2 separate regions of the Homo sapiens genome follow, and region 1 is linked to region 2. A link is an interaction called in ENCODE POLR2A ChIA-PET data of the cell type or tissue named here. Cell type or tissue: B cell. All regions are shown on one strand.

The links. ChIA-PET counts read pairs that join two places held together with the same protein. Peaks named below come from ENCODE experiments on the same cell type or tissue, not always from the same donor. Only the 100,000 strongest peaks of a DNase experiment are listed, where the experiment ranks them.
Region 1: POLR2A ChIA-PET joins it to region 2 with 10 read pairs; 3 of 35 experiments call an interaction of 5 or more read pairs at or near these places.

What each region holds. Positions count from the first base shown.
Region 1 is chr14:61,779,681-61,782,180 of GRCh38, reverse strand. The region is part of intron 7 of SNAPC1 (small nuclear RNA activating complex polypeptide 1); the gene reads right to left. Among named protein-coding and RNA genes, the nearest start is that of SNAPC1, 19 kb to the right of the region's middle. In B cell, no CTCF peak of the experiment used is centred here; no DNase peak of the experiment used is centred here.
Region 2 is chr14:61,597,482-61,599,981 of GRCh38, reverse strand. All of the region lies in intron 1 of LINC03033 (long intergenic non-protein coding RNA 3033), which reads right to left. Among named protein-coding and RNA genes, the nearest start is that of LINC01303, 28 kb to the right of the region's middle. In B cell, no CTCF peak of the experiment used is centred here; no DNase peak of the experiment used is centred here; H3K27ac peaks cover 355 bases.

The sequences.
Region 1 (2,500 bases), 180 kb before region 2:
AGACAAAATGTACAATCAAAGATGAGGAAAGATTTACAGAAATATCTGTCATAAAGTACTTTACTATTACCCCTGGCTGGCTTACTATAACTACCTGTGTCATGTAAATAGTCTCTTATTTTTATAACATGAAGTTTCCTGCAGCTGTCATCATCATCTACTCACATGGGCTTAAAATGAAGTTGTTCTATTATCTGGCATGGTTAGGCAACAAAGGTGTAGAGGCATCTTCTAATAAATTTATTTCCCTTAGGCACTACCACGCATTCCAAGTAGAAGTACTTCACGCTTGGCTCCAGGTTTGGCCATGTGGCCCAGATCTGGCCACAATGAGTTTAACATCCCCATGGCCAGGGTAATTTGTTGGGAGTGGGGAGGCAAGCAGGCGGGGTATGTGGTATGTATCATGGCTAATGAAATGCTATTTTGGAATTGTCTAACTATTAAGAAGGAAAAATTCTTTCTTGCCTTGGAAGCTAAAGCTGGGAACATGCAAGGCTGGAGCTGTCAGGAAAACAGCACTTGACGGCAGTGAAAATGGAGGGCCAGTCTTAATGATAGCTTTGTCTGCGACACAGATATCTTTAGCCAATCCTGGCTAAGGATTTGTTTTGTTACATCAGTAGGTGAATTCCCTTACTTGCTTAAGCAAAGAATTTTCAGTTAATGCTGTATATGCAATACAGGTATTAACAATTCTTTTTTCTGTCCTTTTTTTTTTTTTTTTTTTGGAGATGGAGTCTTGCTTTGTCACCCAGGCTGGAGTGCAGTGGCACGACCTCAGCTCGCTGCAACCTCTACCTCCCGGGGTTCACGCCATTCTCCTGCCTTAGCCTCCCGAGTAGCTGGGACTACTGGCGCCCACCACCACGCCCGGCTAATTTTTTGTATTTTTAGTAGAGATAGCGTTTCACCGTGTTAGCCAGGATGGTTTCGATCTCCTGACCTCATGATCCGCCCACCTCGGCCTCCCAAAGTGCTGGGATTACAGGCATGAGCCACCGCACCCGGCCAACAATTCTTAAAAAGCAACCACGTATAGCTGTCTCTCAGTATCCATGGAGGATTAGTTCCAGGACTTCCTTCGTATACCAAAATCCAGAGAAGCTCAAATTCCTGATATAAAATTGTGTAGTATTTGCATATAACCTATGCACTTCCTCCCATATACTTTCAATCATCTCTAGATTACTTATAATACCTAATACTATGTAAATGATTGTCATATTATTCAAGGAATAATGGCAAGGAAAAAAGTCCACACATATTTGGTACAGATGCATTTTTTTTTTCAAATATTTTCAATCCACAATTGGTTCAATCCATGGATGCAGAAACCACAGACACACTACAGTAACCAAAACAGAATGGTACTGGTACAAAAACAGACACATAGACCAATGGAACAGGACAGAGAACTCAGAAATAAAGCCACACACCTACGACCACCTGATGGTTGACAAAGTTGACAACAAAAATTGAAAAGTGAGACCTAATTAAACTACAGAGCTTCTGTACAACAAAAGAAACAACAGAGTAAACAGACAACCCTACAGAATGAGAGAAAATAGTCACAAACTTTGCATTCGATAAAGGTCTAATATTCATAATCTATAAGAAAATTAATTCAACAAACAAAAAACCACCCCGTTAAAAAACGGGCAAAGGGCTGGGCACAGTGGCTCACATCTGTAATCCTAGCACTTTGGAAGGCTGAGGTGGGACTGAAAAAACAGGCAGGTGCATTGAAAATCTATAGAGAATAGTGTCTCATTCCTCAACCTCAGAGCTAGGCAACTGATCTCCTGTACAAAACAGAAGGCCTGCTCTCTGAAGAGGCTAAACGAGAAAGGATGTGGGCTCAAAGGAAACTGGTGTAGGTGAGGAAGGAGATGAGGCCTCTTATTGAAAATAGAGGGGCTGAGTGAAACCTGCATAAGGAATGGTGAGCCTCGTGGCTGATTCTCTCTGTAGGCTCCCAAAACATTGGCAGCTGGGCTTATTTCCCACCCTCCTCCCCTAGACAAGGGAGTGAAAGATTGCTCTCTAAATAACTAGCTCCAAGACAAAGAAATCTAGAGGTTAGATAAGCTCCTGATCTCCTCTTGACTACCCTTAAATATGAAAAGACATCTGAGGATCTTCAATCATTTTTAAAAAGCCAACAAAATGGGCCAGGTGCACTGGCTCACACCTGTAATCCCAGCACTTTGGGAGGCCAAGGCAGGTGGATCACCTGAGATCGGGAGTTCAAGACCAGCCTGGTGAACATGGAGAAACCCCCAACTCTACTAAAAATACAAAATTAGCCATGCGTGGTGATGCATGCCTGTAATCCCAGCTACTCGAGAGGCTGAGGCAGGAGAATCACTTGAACCTGGGAAGCGGAGGTTGCAGTGAGCCAAAATTGCACCATTGCACTCCAGCCTGGGCAACAAGAGCAAAACTCTGTCTCAAAAAAAAAAAAAAAAACCAACAAAGTGAAAGAGTTCAAACAAAT
Region 2 (2,500 bases):
TATATAAAATAATACATTAATTGTAGCATAATTTGTAGTAGTAAAATTTGGAACAACATGAATGTCCATCTATAGGGGAACTGGATAAATAAGGTATGCTTTATTCATGCAATCGAGTGTAGTGTAGTCATAACAAAGAATAAGGTAGTTCTTAATGTACGGATACAGGACATTCTTCAGATGCTAAGTAAAAATATCAAGGTGCAGAACAGTGTGTGTAGTATGCTACCCCTTCTGTAAAAATTTTCACAAAAGAATATCTGTATGTACTTATATATTTTAATATGTCTAAATTACTCTGGATGGGTTAATAAGAATCTAGAACTTGGTTTTCCCCAGGATAGGAAACTTGGTCTCTGAGGGCTATGGATGGAAGGAAGTTTCCTTATCGTATATCCTTTTGTACATCTGAATTTTAAACCATGTGACGATATTTTCTAATAAAAATGAATTAAACTATAAAATATCTTTAGGAAACTACACATATTTTTAAAACCTCAGTGCCCTTAGATGGAAGGTTGTTTGCTAGCGAATGACTTTTCATGAGGTGGGAAAGATAAGAGAGAGCCTGGTTAGCTTTTAAAGAACATAGTTGGAGAGTTTTCCCAATAGAGAAAAGAAAACACACAACCCTTCTCCGATTATCAGTGCTTCCTCCCATGCCTTGGCTATAAAAAGCTTTTCTCCTTTGCTTTGCTCACAGAGCCACACATTTCCTGCCTCTCAGCTGTCTGTGCTTGCTGATGTCTGACCTAAATGACCTTAACAGAGCCAACCAGGGTGACAGTGGCACTACTGAGAAATGCCTGAAACTTCTCTTTGAAAGCCCAATGCTGGGTAAGCTACTACTACTGAAGCACATGTGCACTTGTGTGCTATTTAGTGTGCCTGTGCTCTTTCCTTTTTATGAGTTTTCTGAGGATTCAGTCAGTTAACATCAAAGGGCTCCTGTACATTTAACTTCTCTCTTAAGCTGGTGCTCCAGAAACTGCTCATTTTCCCTTAAAGAAGTCAGATGCTGGAGATCTAGAACAGAGAGGACCAAACTTTTATTAATCCTGTGTTTGCCATCTTTGACAAACTCTCACTGTGACCATCTTCCTCCAGCATGGTTTTAGGGCTATACACCTTTGTTCTAGTCTCAGTTTTCTATTAATTAGTTTTGGGTCTAGTCTTGCCTTAGTCTCAGCTCTGCTAGCTATGTTAACATTGAACAAGTCAATTTATGCTTTTGGAACTCATCTGTGAAATTAGGAGATTAAAATAGAAAATGTTTAGGTCTATCCACATCTGAAACTCAAGGACATGGTGGGTGGGGGGTGGGGGAATTCCCTCCTCTAGCACATCTCCAAAGTAAATAAATTGACATTGCTTTTTCTATAAAAAGTGGCAGTCATTATTCTAAAAGCTTGAGGAGGCTTTGGAATGAGAACTTTCAATCCGCATAGTCAAAATAATACATAGTTCTAAAAGACTAACATACACGGCTACAGGACTTCAGGCAAGTAAAAAGACAAGTGACAGAAGAACTCAAGGATCTGCAAAAATTTAGAGTATGGCAAAGAAGGCACTTCAAATCATTAGAAAGACTATGTGGACTATTCGGTCCAAAGGTTATTGGGACAACTTGTTGACAAGTTAAGAAAAAATCTAGATTCCCTACCTCACTCCACACATCAAATAAATCCCAAATGGCTTAAAAATAAAAATGTAGAAAACAAAAGATAATCAAAAAGTATAGGTAAAAAAATTACATCATTTTGGAATTAGGAATTCCTTTCTAAGCATTATTTAATAAGAAACATTAAAGAAATCATTGAATACTGGCCACTTAAAACTTCTATGTATCTAAACCACATACCATAAGTTATGAAAAACTGAAAAAGAATTCACAACATATATGACGGCAAAAGGTTAATAGTTTTGAATTATGAAGAACTCTTGGAAATCTATGAAAAGGTAAAATACAGTTAAAACATGGTCAGACGAGTTACACAAAAAAGGAGAAATGCAAATGGCCAACATGAAAGCTATTTCACCTCACTAGTATAAAGAAAATGCCAATAAAAATAAAAATGAAAATGCCTTTTAACTTATAAAACTGAAAAACGTTTAAAAGAATGATAATAACTAGTGCTGATGAAGGCATGAGATAATAGGTACTTTCACACACTTTAAAGGGAATGTAAATTGAGTCACGCTTTCTGGAGGGCAATTTAGCAAATTTAAATAGTATTTTAAAATGTATATACTCACATTTAAATGTTCACATCTAAGAATTTATCCCAAGGAAATAGCAGGGTAAATGCATAAAAATGCCTGTACAAGAATGTTCTTTAGCACATCATTTATCATAACAAAACATTGGCAAACCTAAAGATTTGTCAAACGAGAACAGAAAGCTATGAAATAATTTTAAAAGATGGACAGAGATGTCTTCAATATATTAAGTGAAACAAGAGATTATGTAATGGAATATACAGTATGATCATATTTACAT